Linked DNA regions of Homo sapiens: region 1 is linked to region 2. Evidence: chromatin loops called from intact Hi-C (ENCODE). Cell type or tissue: adrenal gland. All regions are shown on one strand.

Evidence for each region. Peaks named below come from ENCODE experiments on the same cell type or tissue, not always from the same donor. Only the 100,000 strongest peaks of a DNase experiment are listed, where the experiment ranks them.
Region 1: it touches region 2 in a loop (3-fold over the local background); 77 of 110 quality-filtered maps call a loop at or near these places.

What each region holds. Positions count from the first base shown.
Region 1 is chr4:112,621,634-112,629,633 of GRCh38, reverse strand. ZGRF1 (zinc finger GRF-type containing 1) reads left to right here. Exons shown (of 28, transcript NM_018392.5): 4 at 5,758-5,817. Among named protein-coding and RNA genes, the nearest start is that of ZGRF1, 11 kb to the left of the region's middle. In adrenal gland, no CTCF peak of the experiment used is centred here; no DNase peak of the experiment used is centred here.
Region 2 is chr4:112,942,986-112,950,985 of GRCh38, reverse strand. It overlaps a transcript of ANK2 not described here. Among named protein-coding and RNA genes, the nearest start is that of ANK2-AS1, 98 kb to the left of the region's middle. In adrenal gland, no CTCF peak of the experiment used is centred here; a DNase peak (open chromatin) is centred at 4,854.

The DNA of each region.
Region 1 (8,000 bases), 320 kb after region 2:
CAGCGGTGCAATCTCTGCTCTCTGCAACCTCCACCTCCTAGGCTCAAGTGATCCTCCCACCTCAGCATCCCAAGTAGCTGGAACCACAGGCACACACCACCTCACCTGGCAATTTTTACATTTTTTGTAGAGACAGGGTTTCACCATGTTGGCCAGGCTGGTCTCAAACTCCTGAGCTCAAGCCGTCTGCCTGCCTTGGCCTCCCAAAGTATTGGGATTACAGGCATAAGCCACCGCGCCTGGCTCAAATATTTTAAATATCGGATTACCTAATGTCAGATTGGCCAATAACTAAAATCTGTTCATGATCATAATTCAAAAGTATTGATATTTTTGTTTCGAATTACTTCATTATCTCTATATCCAGTTCTAAATGTTTCAGGAGTTACAGGGTACTTTCACGTTGAGTAAAAAACTTGTTACCCAAGTAAACTGGAGTTATCATATCAATGAACTGAGGCTGCTAATAAGATTTTGGATTGAAATTTGAGACCCAGGGCTATAGATAATCAGGATAACTTGAACACCATCACCAAGGGACATGTCGAGCCTTGTGTTTAATTGTAGTAACAACAGGATCTCCAAGTCTATGCTCTTTAAAGGTGGTGGTCTCATAGTTAATATCGCTATGTTCAAGTCATGTGATTAATTCTTCTAATTTAAATAGATGAATATTCAGGTCTTTGCATATCCATATTTTTTTTAAATACATAAACTAATTCATTCAGTGTCTGATGCTATTCTATATAACTTTTTCTTTTATATTCTGCCTTTTTCTTTAGATCCAGTGTCTTTAAAATCTTGTAGATATTTAAAAGCCATCTGATTGGATTCTGCATATCCTTTGTGTTGTCTTCTGGTTCCAAATTATTATGGTCATGCTAGTGCTATTATCCAACTTTATCTTCAACTATAGCATACATTTGTTGAGTGCCCATTATATATCTCACACAAGTAGGTTATAGGAAAACAAGATAGATTCAAGTTAGTCCCTGAAAGTTTCTATGTTCCAGGCAAGTTAATTATCTCACTGTTTCCTAAATAACGCCCTCAATCTTAAATGCAGGCTATTGCTTATATTCTTCTCTTGCTAGTTATGCCTTTTCTCTATCTAAATTCTGTCAAAGTTATTCATCTTCCACTGAATAAGTCATCAACCAACCAACATATTACTGGTAGACAGTGGGAAAAGTCAAATAGGTGGATGCAGAGTAGAAGAGCAGTTAGCATCAAATGTCAAGTAGACCTCAGTTTCAATTCTGGCTCTTCTCTTATTAGATGTATAATTTTGGGGGAGTAATCTCAGTGCCTCTGTTCTTTCTTTGTAAAATGGGGAAAATGATGCTTCATAAAGTTGTCTTAAGGATTAAAATAAGTAACACGTAAAGACCTTAACGAAGTACCTGCCACATCCTGAGCACGCAATGAATGGTAGTTTGTTATTAGAATTCTTGTCTTCAAGGGACTTTTATCTAATTTTTGACTAAGGGCATAAGGATCATAATATGTTTGTTTAGGATTCTATGAGATTACAAGGTAGAGACATTTAGATCTGTCTCTGGTTCAGAGAAGTCTTTCCAGATGAAGCATATATATATATTTTTTGTTCTGTTTTGTAAACAAAATTGCTAAGTTAGGGGGAAGGGAGCTGAAGATTGTATCCTAGTCCCAACAACATGAATGTATGAAATGATACGAAATGTGGGGAACTATAAGCATTTAAATATAGCTGAAATGAAGGCCCCATATTGGGAAATGATGCAGTATAAAGCTAAAGTGGTAGACAGGAACAATATCATGAAGAATTTTGTATGCTCAGCCCCAGGAGCTAATGAAGAATTATGAGAAGAAGAGTGACATATCATATTTGTATTTTATTTTATTCTATTTTTTTGAGTAGAAGTCTTCCACTGTCACCCAGGCTGGAGTGCAGTGGCACGATCTCGGCTCACTACAGCCTCTGCCTCCTGGGCACAAGTGATTCTTGGGCCTCAGCCTCCTGAGTAGCTGGGATTACAAGCATGTGCCACCACACTTGGCTAATTTTTGTATTTTTGGTAGAGACGGGTTTCACCATGTTGGCCAGGTTGGTCTCAAACTCTCGACCTCAGATGATCCACCCGCCTCGGCCTCTTAAAGTGCTGGGATTACAGACATGAGCCACCGTGCCCGGCTATATTTGTATTTTAGAAAGATTGGTTTGGCAGCAGTGTAAAAGTTGTGTAGGATGAAAGTCAGATTGGATTTCAGAGACTTATAGTAGAGGCTGTAGAATAATCTAGACAAAAATTAATGGAGGTCTGACCAAGCAGGCATTTGCAATGGCAATGGAGAAAAAGAATGATTATAGAGAAATTATGAAAGCATAGCCTCTTAGATCTTGGATATAGAAGGTGAGAAGAGGATCCAGAATGACTTTTAGGTTTGTGTATTTATTTCCCAAAATGAAGTATTTCAAAAAGAAAAATAAGTGAATGGGAACAATCAAGATTTTTAGTTCCATTTTGAACATAATAAATTTGAGGCTGGGCGCGGTGGCTCATGCCTGTAATCCTAGTACTTTGGGAGGCCAAGATGGGCAGATCACTTGAGGTCAGGAGTTTGAGACCAGGCCAGCCTGGTTAACGTGGTGAAACCCCGTCTCTACTAAAAATATAAAAATGAGCCAGGCATGGTGGCGGGTGCTTGTAATTCCAGCTACTCAAGAGATTGAGGCCCAAGAATCGCTTGAATCTGGGAGGTGGAGGTTGCAGTGATCTGAGATCATGCCACTGCACTGTAGCTTGAGCAATAGAGCAAGACTCAGTCTCAAAAAAAGAAAAATAAATAAATAAATAAATAAATAAATTTGAAGTATCACAGAAGCACTCACGTAATTAGCTGTAGAGACCCAGATCTCTGGAAGGAGTTCCTGACTACTAGTATAGATTGGAAGTCCTTGGCTTTTAGATGGTATTTGAAACTATTGGAGTGGATTCATTTGTTCAACAAATATTTTTTGGGCATCCGAGTGAGTTGCACACTGTTCTAAGAAATACAGCAGGGAACAAAACAAATAAATCCCTGACTTCATGGAAATAACGTGGAGGAGACAGACCACTAAATTAAATGCATATGTATGTCTAGTGAAAGGCAATAACAAGGACATTAGTGTGGTTGGAACAGAGTGAGCAAGGGCGAGAATGGAGATAAAGGGGATTATATAAGCCTCACTGGCTATGGAAAGAACTTTTGTTATTCTTAGGAGCTGTAGAGACATGGGAATGATTTGAGCAGGAGCATAACATGATCTGATTTATATGGATGATAGTGCTCAGGGAGGGTGTATCAAATTAAAAGAGGGACAAGAATACCATTTTTTTAACAGCTTTATTGAGATATAATTCACACTTCACACACTTTTCGATTCACCCGTTCAGTGATTTTTAGTATTTTCACAGTTTTGCAGCCATTAGCACAATTTAAATTTGGCATATTTTTGTCACCACCAAAAGAAATCTCATACTCATTGGCAATTACTACTCAGTACCCAGCCCCCAGCCCTATGCAAACACAAATCTACTTACTGTCTCTAGATTTACCTATTCTGGACATTTTTGCATCAATGAAATTATATAATAAGTAGTCTTTTGTGAATAAGTCTTATTTAGCATAATATTTTCAGGGTTCTTCCATGTTGAAGCATGTATCTTCATATATATTTTATTTTTTATTGCCATATAACTTTTTTTTTTTTTTGAGACGGAGTTTCGTTCTTGTTGCCCAGGCTGGAGTGCAATGGCGTGTTCTCAGCTCACCAAAACATCCACCTCCCCAGTTCAAGCGATTCTCCTGCCTCAGCCTCCTGAGTAGCTGGGATTACAGGCATGTGCCACCAAGGCTGGCTAATTTTGTATTTTAGTAGAGACGGGGTTTCTCCGTGTTGGTCAGGCTGGTCTCGAACTCCTGACCTCAGGTGATCTGCCCGCCTCAGCCTCCCAAAGTGCTGGGATTACAGACGTGAGCCACCACGCCTGGCATGATTTTCTTTTCTTTTTTTTTTTTTTTTGAGACGGAATCTCGCTCTGTCGCCCAGGCTGGAGTGCAGTGGCGCGATCTCGGCTTACTGCAAGCTCCGCCTCCCGGGTTTCACGCCATTCTCCTGCCTCAGCCTCCCGAATAGCTGGGACTACAGGCGCCTGCCACCGCGCCCGGCTAATTTTTTTGTATTTTTAGTAGAGATGGGGTTTCACCGTGTTAGCAGGATGGTCTCGATCTCCTGACCTCGTGATCCGCCGCCTCGGCCTCCCAAAGTGCTGGGATTACAGGCTTGAGCCACCGCGCCTGGCGATTTTCTTTTTTTAAATAGACAGGGTCTTGCTCTGTCACCCAGGCTGGATTGCAGTGGTGCAATCATAGTTCACTGTAGCCTCAAACCCTTAGGCTCAAACAATCCTTCCGCCTTAGCTTCCGAAGTAGTTGGGACTACTTAGGCTTGCACCACCATGTCTGGCTAATAAAAAAAATTTTTTAGAGATAGAGTCTTGCTTCGTTCCCTGGATTGATCTTGAACCTCTGGTCTCAGATAATCCTTGCATCTCAGCCTGCAGAGTACCTGGAGTATCTGGGTTTAACACCATGAGCCGTGTACCAAGCCCAATACGTCATGTTTTATTTATCCATTCATAATACAGTTGATATACCTTTGGGTTACTTCAACTTTTTGGCTATTATGAATAATGCTGCTATGAGCATTAATGTGCAAGTTTTTGTATAGATATATGTTTTTATTTCTGTTGGGTATATACCTAGGAGTGGAATTGCTGGGTCATGTGGGAACTTTAATCTTTCAAGGAATTGCCAAACTGTTTTCCAAAGTGATGGAAACACCAATATTAAAAGGGCTAGTGGAAAAATTGCTATGAAAAAGGGCTACAGACATAAGGGAAAAGCTAGAAAATGGTAATCACCTTAGCATCCTTTTTCCCCCCTTACCCCTCACATTTAACAAGTTTTATTCATTATACCTCATAAATAATTATCTTATCCTCCCAAATGTCAATATCTTAAGTGCTAATCATCTCCTTCATCCTGTATACCATCCCATTGCAATAATCTCTTAAAATGATCTTGTCTCCTGTTTGTCCCCTTTAATGTGTTTCAATTATAATTTCTTCCCAATTTTTTTTTTTTTAATTGAGATGGAGTCTCACTCTGTTGCCTAGGCTGGAATGCAGTGGCGTGATCTCAGCTCACTGCAACCCTGTCACCTGGGTTCAAGCAATTCTCCTGCCTCAGCCTGTATTTTTAGTAGAGATGGGGTTTTGCCATGTTGGCCAGGCTGGTCTAGACCTCAAGTGATCCACCTGCTTTGGCCTCCGAAAATGCTGGGATTACAGGCATGAACCACCATGCCCAGCCTCTTCCCAGTTTCATTCTAATATCCTCCTGGTAGGAATTAAGTTCTTGAATTCCTTTTTTTTTTTTTTTTGAGCAGTAGCAAGATTTATTGCGAAGAGCGAAAGAACAAAGCTTCCACAGCGTGGAAGGGGACCCGAGCGGGTTGCCCGAATTTCTTTTATGTATGCCTTTACTCTCTTAAACAGACTGATGCATAATAAACATTCAAAATAGATGAATTTTCAAATCCAAGTTCAACAAATGTAATCCTTTCATTATATGATTACTTATATAACAATTACTTATTTCCTCTTGAAGAAGTTTAAGAAAAGCATAATTGTGTTGTTCCTTTTTAACATTTATTTTGTTTTCATACAGGCAATTTTATATGATGACAAAGGAGCATGTTTGGAGAGTCTGTTTCTTAAATGCCTTGAGGTATTTTAGTGTGTTTATCTTATTTTTAAGTTATTATTTAAAAATCTCTTTAAATACCTCCTTTATGAATATTGTTAGTGTAGTCATAATATTAATACTAATAGTATTTGTTGAACATTATAGCTAGACTTTGTGCTAAAACCTTTTAGATATTGTTTCCTTTAATCTCTACAACTGATTTTTTATGATCTAAAAAAAACCTGATTTTTATAGATTAGGAGTGCAGTGCAGAAAGGTTAAGTAACTTGCTTATGTTCATAGAGTAACAGTGGTAGGAAGGCTGAAATTTGATCCTAGGAGGTGATTCTAGAGTCTAATTCTACTACATGATTTTTTCATAGGCAGAGGTCTACTGTGGGAAATTTTTTGTGACATATTCTCATTTAAGTATAATATTCTCTCACCAAAAAGAGAACTACCATTCAACCCAGGAGTACTATAACTGGGTATATACCCAAAGGAATATAAGTTGTTCTACCATAAAGACACATGTATGTGTATGTTCATTGTAGCACTATTCACAATAGCAAAGACATGGAATCAGCCTAAATGCCTATCAGTGATAGACTGGATAAAGAAAATGAGATAGAAATACACCATGAAATATTATACAGCCATAAAAAAGAATGAGATCATGTTCTTTTGCAGGAATATGGATGGAGCTGGAGGTCATTATCCTTAGCAAACTAATGCAGGGACATAGAAAACCAAATATTACATGTTCTCACATGTAAGTGGGAACCAAATATTACATGTTCTTACATGTAAGTGGGAGCTAAATGATGAGAATGCATGGACAAACGGGAACAACAGACATTGAAGCCTACTGAGAAACGGAGAGAGGGTAGGAGGAGGAAGAGGATCAGGAAAAATAATGGGTACTAGACTTAATACTTGGGTGATGAAATAATCTGTATAATAAACCGCCATGACACGGGTTTACCTATATAACAAACCTGCACATGTACTCCTGAACTTAAAGGTTAAAAATAAATACATAAATATTCTGTCAAATACATAGTTTGTGTTTTTCCTCTCAAAGAGGAAAAAGCATGGAAAGAGAACTAAAGGCATATTTTAGTGAAGAGTTAGGATATTAAAGTTGGTCATTCTGGGTTCATTTCCCAGTTCTAAATACTTCCTGGCCCACCTAAACTCTCTATGTCTAACTTCTCTGATGTAAAATGTAGATCACAGACAGATTTTACAGGGTCGGTCTGAAGGTTAGAAATAATTTCTGTAAAGTGCCTAGCAGTTTTAGTTAGTACAGTGAGTCTTTTTTTTTTTTTTTTTTTTCGAGATGGAGTCTCCCTCTGTTGCCCAGGCTGGAGTATGGTGGCATAATCTTGGCTCACTGCAGCCTCTGCCTCCTGGGTTCAAGCAATTCTCCTTCCTCAGCCTCCCAAGTAGCTGAGATTACAGGCGTGCGCCACCATGCCCAGCTAATTTTTTGTATTTTTAGTAGAGATGGGGTTTCACCATGTTGGCCAGGCTGGTCTTGAACTCCTGACCTCAAGTGATCCACGTGCCTTGGCCTCCTAAAGTGCTGGGATTACAGGCATGAGCCACCGCACATAGTCTAGTACAGTGATTCTAAATGTGTTAAAATGCATACTATGATGATGACGATGTTGATTTTTGGCCATAATATTCATTTTGAAATTTTACATGACATCAGTAGTGGTTATGTTACTTTTATATATTTTTAAAAGGGTCTAGGAGAATCAGTATCTTAGTATATGGTCTGATTGGTGGTAACTACTATTATTTCATCTTAAAAATCATTTCAGGCCAGGCGCGGTGGCTCACGCCTGTAATCCCAGCACTTTGGGAGGCCGAGGCAGGCGGATCACCTGAGGTCAGGAGTTCAAGACCAGCCTGACCAACATGGAGAAACCTCTTCTCTACTAAACATACAAAAAATTAGCTGGACGTGGTGGTGCATGCCTGCAATCCCAGCTGCTTGGGAGGCTGAGGTAGGAGAATCGCTTGAACCTGGGAGGCGGAGGTTCGGTGAGCCGAGATTGCGCTGTTGCACTCCAGACTGGGCAACAAGAGCGAAACTCCATCTCAAAGAAAAAAAAATCATTTCATTAGTAAAATATTAATCTGATATAGAGTTTGTATATTTTCAAATTCAGCTGATAATTTTTTTTTTTTTTTGAGATGGAGTTTTGCTCTTG
Region 2 (8,000 bases):
CTCAGCCTCCCAAGTAGCTGGGACTACAGGCGCCCGCCACTACGCCCGGCTAATTTTTTGTATTTTTAGTAGAGACGGGGTTTCACCGTTTTAGCCGGGATGGTCTCGATCTCCTGACCTCGTGATCCGCCCGCTTCGGCCTCCCAAAGTGCTGGGATTACAGGCGTGAGCCACCGCGCCCGGCCGAGGCACACATTTTAAAATTTGATTCAACTTGCCAAATTTTCCTACCGAAATACTGTGCTAATTTTTACCTCCAAGAATGATAATACGTTATTTCACTCATGCTAGGTATTTTTATTTTTTAACCTTTCTTTTTTTCTTTTTTTTTTTTTTCTTTTTGAGACAGAGTCTCGCTCTGTCACCCAGGCTGGAGTGCAGTGGCATGATCTCGGCTCACTGCAACCTCCACCTCCCAGGTTCAAGTGATTCTCCTGCCTCAGCCTCCTGAGTAGCTGGGGCTACAGGTGCATGCCACCATGCCAGGCTAATTTTTTGTATTTTTAGTAGAGACAGGGTTTCACTGTGTTAGCCAGGATGGTCTCGATCTCCTGACCTCATGATCCGCCCACCTCAGCCTCCCAAAGTGCTGGGATTACGGGCGTGAGCCACCGCACCCAGCCTTACTTTTTAACCTTTCTTAATACAATAGGAAAATACTGTATGTAATTGTTTCCATTTACGTTCTATCAGTTCCTTCATTTATTTACACATTTACTCAACAAACATTTGAGAGTCTACTATGGCCAAGCACTAAATAGGCACTGGGGGAAAAAAGGCATAGATTAGGTATCTGACCTCAAAAAGCTTATATTCAAATAGAGAGAGGCAGGTAAGAAGTGAAGCATGGAGTTACAGAGATGAGGGACATTAGACTGAAGACCCTTGTGAAAAGGAATCAGGTTTACAAAAATTGTGAAGAAAAGGGGAAAGCATTCCAAGCAGACCAAAAAAGTGAATTATTTGCAAGACTGAACATCTAATTATGTTTATTGATCAACTGCATTTCTTCTCTTTTGAGTTGCCTACTTCTAAATTCCTTCATTTTTCTCATATTTATATTTTTCTTAATGATATCTCATTATATATTGAGAATAGTAACCCTTTTTGCAAATTATTTCTCCACTATAAAATTTGTCTTTTGTGTTGTGTGCATGCCATGTGAAACTTTTTAATTGTTACGAATGCTAATTGGGCATTCTTTTTCCTGTTTGTTTCTTACCTTTGGCATCAAATTTAGAAAGGCTTATTCCAGACCAAGATGACAATATCTTGTTTTACTAGCAGTTTTGTCATTTTAATCTTTAATCCATCTCAGATTTATTTTTGTGTGTGGTACCCAAATAGAGATCAATTATTTTTGTTCTAAATGGTTAGCAAGATATTCCAATGTCATTTACAGAGATATTTCCCCAACATGTTTGATTACATTTGAAAAAGAATGTGGAATTAAACTCTTTTGTGTTGGCTCAGAATTTAAGCTGAGGCCCCAAACTGAGTTAACAAGTCAGTAGCATCCACATTAGTTCCAAAAATAATCAATAGATCCATCATCTCCACAGCAATTAAAAGATTACAAAACCCAGCTACTGAACATATTCTAAACACCTATCCCATATTAGAAAAGCTTATAGACTCCTTAAGAGGACAGTTTATTTACAGAAAATTTTAGGAAGAGAATGCTTTATTGGTGTTTTTCCTAAGTGAAGCCATGCAGGAAAAGAAGGGACCAAGTGAACCACTTTGGAGATGTTTGCAAGTTTTACTTACCTGGAGAGATACCAGCCCCTTCTTTCAAGATGAAATCAGCGAAACAATTCAAGCAGATATCTAGGCTTATGTCATCTTCACTTGACAGGCACAGCCCAAGAACACTGCTGCCTGCTGGTGCAAAAGGACCCCAACAGTAAATGGCTGGAGCTGTACCTCCTAGGGTAAAAGCTCAGGGGTGAGGGGGACTCTGAAAGTTAATAGGAGAAATCCCAGGGGAGATCTTCAAAGAACTCCAGTGGCATCAGAGAAGAGGCAGCATCTGAAGGCCTGAGATGAAGAGGACATTTGATAGCCAGGAAAGCACCAAAAGCAATAGGTGAAAATGCCTTTGCCTCTATCTCTCTACTCACTAGCCTCATTCCCTCAACCATAGAAAGTCTAAACATCTAAAAACAAGGAGAATATGGGGCAGAGGCAATCATAGGTCAGACCTGAGCTGAAAGGAGACAAAGCCATTAAACTGCATATAACAATAACGTTTTGATATATATGGCCTAGACTTTTTAATATCTGAAAATGAGACCATTTGATTACCAAAAACAGGGATTTAAAAGCTATAAGATGACTTGAGATGATAGCCAGGGCCAGGAAAAAGAGATGGCAGAGCTTGTTTGAATGAAATGTTGAGGGAAAATAAAAAGTTTTCTGTGTGCAACCCCTTCATTGAATCAGGGCAGTTACTCATTTATGATGTAATTGAATTTCCTTCCGGATTCTGTTCTGGCTCATTGATCTGTCTGTCTCTTCCTTCATCAGGGCCCACCCAGCTTTAATTACCAATTTCTGTTACTTTTCATTATCCAAACATAAAAAAAAAACATGTTCAACTTTAATCCAAACAGTTAAAATGTTATATCAACTCTCACAAATGAATGATATGTAGAAAGCAGACATGTTCAAGATATAACTTGGAATCATATATATACATATGGCTTCTCCAAAGTGCTGTTTTTTTTGTAAATAGGCAAGGCAGCTGCCAGCCCCTCAAGCAGCCTTACAGACTGCTAATGCCCAGGTATCCATGACAGATGGCACAGACCTGATCCTCTGCGAGAAATTACCCACAACCTACAAACACTTTTGTCCATCTCCCATCTTTCCCTACTCTGATTTCTAATTTGAACAGAAAAATGAAGAAAGTGATAATTGTGGGTTTGCATGTATACATTAGGAAGCGCATATTACAAAATGGCAGGGGTCAAGGAGGGAAGAGTGCTCAGAGCACTAAGTAGAACGAAATATTTTAAATCTTGTCATAGGTTAATGAATATCTTAAGGTTCTCCTATTTGCCAAAATCTGTTCTCCAGAAATACGGAAAAGATGACATCTGCACTGTATTCACTGACATCAAAACAGCCTGTGTTGGGCTTCAGTAGTAATAATAGTAATCATTGTTCACTGCATGCATGCTTAGGTCTAGATGTTTAACACACATTTCATCCAAAGAAGAACACTGCAGTTACAAATGACATACAACATGTAGTAAATATTTTTAAGTAAGTTTCAAAGTGATTATATAAATTGCTGAAGGTAACACAGCTATTAGTGAAACACCTGGCTGTGAACTCAAGCCTAAGGAACAGTCTTTGCCCTGCATGCTTTCTGCTGCTTCCCCCTAGCTCTCTGGGTAGTTACTAGAAACTGCACCCACTTATTTTCATTTTATATATTAATGTTCTAAACTCTATTATATATATCTATATTAAATATATACCTTCTAATGGTCTGAAAACAATACACTTGTAAGTTTCATTTGTGCAAATTTCAGTCATCTTCTCTCTGCAGCTTTGGTCCAGATGCCTGCATGCTTCGCTTTTCCAAACTTTAAGCTTATGGAAATATAGGTAAATAATTGTAGTCATTTTGTAGCATAACTCAGAACAAATTGTAAGCACCTTAGGTGATAGCAGGATCCCAAAGCAAAGATTTCCATTAAAATTTTGGTCATAAGTCATCTCTTAATGAGCGACATAAAAAGCCTAATCATAAAGTAACTACGCTTCATAAAATCAGCTATTCATTGAAGGGCATAACATTAAGAATAATGGGGGTTAAATAACTGTTTAGTTATGGTTCCTACCCCCAAAGAGAATAAAATATTATGTGAAGAAAATATGGACCCAACAAGCATGCAATACCCATTCACAAGAATGAATCATGCAAGAGAAAATCATACTGATTTGTTGTTTCTGCATCAGCTTCATACCAGAGTTAACTGGCAAAGGTTGTCTAGAAAATATGGGTTGAGTAGGGATCTTAAGAAAAGCTGTTATTCTTCAACTTAAAAGAATAATTGATCCACTGAGCACAATCACCTAAGGAAGTGCATTTTAAAAGAAAGCACATGTTTGAAGAACATTACTACTTTCTAGCTTTATAACTTTGGGGAAATTACATAATCTCTTCAGGTTTCAGTCAGCTTACCTCTAAAATAGAATTATCATACCTACCTCATAAGGTTGTATATGGATTCAAAACAACTGCCTAAGAACTTGGCATTGTACCTGTCACTGTTTAGTAGTTAATTTTAAGCAAAATTAGATTTTTACACTTATGAATTCCAAAATTAGCTGATCTGATATGCTCCCAGTTTCCTGTATAAACTTAATTTATTTGTAAGTTAGAAATAGTGCATGGACAGCTGCATCTGATTGATGAGAACACCACCACGTTTGCCTTCTAATTCTCCCCAGATTCCACCTTCCTTGTTTGGTGATTTGATTTAAACACTCCTTTAAAGATCCGTTAGCTGTCTGCGCCTTAATCAAATTATAGACAGTCTTCAATTTACAAGAATCCTCACAAGCCCTGGCCATCTGCACCTCTGCTCTGACTTGGGCTGCACTTAGGACAGGCGGCAGGCTAACAGCATCACAGCTTGCTCACTCCCCAGTGCTCCAGCTCCTGAAAGCCGACCCCATCCTCCACCCCACCACAGGCAGGCATGGGGATGCAGACTCTGTTGACATGGGCTCCTTTCCACGAAAGGCTCTGGTGTTTGTGTTCTGGGATATTCCTGTCTCCCGCTCAACAAGCCCCTCTCAAAGCCGAGGAAAGGCAACAAACCCCTCTCAAAGTTCAGGAAAGGCAACTGAGTTTCTGGAACCTGAGCCCAGAAAATCACTAATTTAAAAACAACTTCTTTGTTCTACTAAGATTATGAGCATGATTACTTGCAGAGTGACAAGATCATTGCCTCCTCTCCTGGGTCCAGCTGACTCAGCTACACTAACTCTCTCCCAGTCACTGTTTCCTGAACCACCCCGGGTTCAGGTATTTCTCTGTGCCAGTCTTGTTGCAAGGTAGCAGAGTATATGGATGAGAGCATGCACTTTGATGTCAGAGGAACATGGGTTCTAGGCAAGGCTCTGTCACTTCTGAGCTGTGTAACTTGGGAAAGGTGACATAATGTCTTAAAGCTTCGGCTCCTCATGTGTAAAATGGGCATTATAAGACAACCATCACTCATGATAAAGACTATATGGTTATATTTTTCAAACTGGAGTCTGTTGAACTGAATTCTTGGCAGGGGTGGTGTCCTGTGTCTGTCAATGTACTCGTGTTGAATTATTTTACCCAGTGACAAAGGAAATAAGCCTTTTTTGCAGGGATTATGTGGAATTAATAGACTCTTTTCGGTTTTGTCAAGGTTCCTCCAACTGATGTGTACAGATGCATTCCCAAGTCCGCTTCTTAGAATGACTGCTTGTGGTTACCAATCAGAAAAGGTAGCTCTGACCCTGCGATTTATTAAATAATTTTTGTAATGAGGCACTATGTCTATTTTTCCTCACCTAATTATTACTTTTAAAATCTTGATACTAAATGGTAGTCAGAAATATTATTTACTCTTTTTGGTTTTGAGAGGTGCAATTCACCAGTATTTCTGGTTCTCCTCCTTCTGGGCACAAGATGGGACAGCCCTTTCCTACACTTGCTTTGGCCAATGAAATGTGAGCCAAAGTAACATGCATCACTTCTAGGGAGAACTCTTTCACACTCAGAACATATTTTGTCATGTTTATTCCTACTGCCAGGCCAGGCAGCATTATTCCAGATGGTGGAAGCTCTGCCTCAAATGAGGACAATGTGGAGCAGAGCCCCTGCCAACCCAAGATACATGTGGTATGAGGAAAAGATACACCTTTGTGATTGTAAGCAACTAAGGTTAGGGGCTATTTGTTACTACAGCACAACGTAGCCCATTCTAACTGATACACAGTTGCTTAAATATTTTGTAATAACTCATATAAATTCTTGCCTATCACACTCTTGGTCTAAGAAAGTCAACTGTCAATATGACACTGCCTTTTTCAGAAAGGTACTTTTTCCTAAAAGATAATCAACTCTCAGAGGGAGAGCTACCTGAATTAGATAATTTTCCTTAAAGGTAAGGTCAGTCCACTGATTAGCTCCCTCTCACATTCCCTCTTACATTCTCTACAAGTCATGTATTTATTCTGTTATCTGCCTCAGCTCTCTTCATTGCAAACAAGCTAATCTTTTCATTTTTTTTCTATGCTAAACTTTAACCCTGGAATCACATACCAATTATCATGTGCATACAACTAGCCTGCTCATCAAACCCTAGATATCCACCCATTTAGAGGTCCCAATGGGGAAGGGGGGTGGGACAGAGGAGAATATGGACATAAAAGACAAAATTAGGGTTAATAAGCTCCTAAACTCTTGGAGTTACGGATATCTTTTATGTACTGTAGCAATGATTACATGTATTCATTATTAATAGTAACTTCCTATTATCCTGATCACAAAGAAGTAAGCTGTTTACATTTTTAAAAATTCCTAATTAATGGATAGTTTAATTTACCCAAGTTAAAGAAAATATTGTGTTAGGCAGTTCTGTCAACTGCAAAATTCACTTCCTCTGCTTATTAACTGGAAATGAAAATACATGTACCATAGTCTGTGGATAAGATCATAGTGAACAAATAGACAAGAGAATGGTACAAAGCAGCTAATACAATATATCATTTATGACTTAGGAAAAAGCCATAATAAATGGATGCATGCCAGGCCCTCCTGGAACAATAAGTGAAAGGCTTGTCCAGTAAGGGGAAAGGATTTAATGCCTGATTGCTATGTGGATAACCTTTATACATGTGTTTTTTAGTCCTTGCTGGATATAAATATTAGTTCAATGGACTGAAAAATTCTGCAAAATAGACCTCAGGCTTCTGTAATTAAGGACCACCAAAAACCATCTCCATTTTGTTTAGTCTGAGGTCATCTAAATTACATCTGTCATACAAATTAAGTTTGCATCCATAAAGCTTGTTACTGAATACCAACTCTGCTTTCTTAATTAAAAATTATTAACAAGAGTGCCAGAAGATAAACTAAATTATATTCTCTCAAAGTAATCTCTTCCCACTACCCTTACCCTCTCCCCCAAATGTTTACAGCAAAACAAGGTAAAGGGGAAAGAAGAAAAACAATGTAGGCTCGATTTTACTATTATTTTTGTGAAACACTGTTAATCTTGACATTGTCATCTTGTATACACACTCACACACACATCTGTAGTAAAATATATAATAAAATTAGAAGCGTTAGAGCTAAACAGATCCTTAGATTTCTAATGCGACTGTTTTAAAGGTAAGGAGACAGAACCATACAGAAATTGAGTTTAGGACTGAAATCCAGACCTTATGACTTACAGTCAAGGCTTCCTCCGCTATCACACAACAGCCACAGAGAAAATTAACAGCAAAGAGATCAGTAACAGGAATCTGATTCTCCAACCACTCTAATTTTTTTCAGCAATTGTTCAATCTTCAGAGTAAATTGTTTATTGACACTGCCCATATTTGCAAGCAGTAGAAAGAAGGGATGGAGAGAGGCAGGGAGGGAGGGTAGAAAGGAGGAAAGAAAGAAGCAAAAGAACTTACAGTTTATTACAAGAGAGTTCTCACAGAGAATACACTTGCCTTTCAAGTTTTACATTTGAGACATTAGCATCTATGATGTAGGATAAGAAGAATTAGCTAACTGTTGAAGCCCCATCTCATTGCTTAAATCTGTTTTCAGAGTGAGAGGTTCATTACCATATTTAGACTCTGCCACGCCCCTGTTCACAAAAGTCTGGAGAAAGAAAAAGAAAGATTAAGGGCTGCAAAAATGGAGTGAGAGTGGAAGCAAGACCTTGTTCACCACAGCTTTCATATTCAGAGAAGAAGCAAGCGATTGATGGTTACCAAGTTTA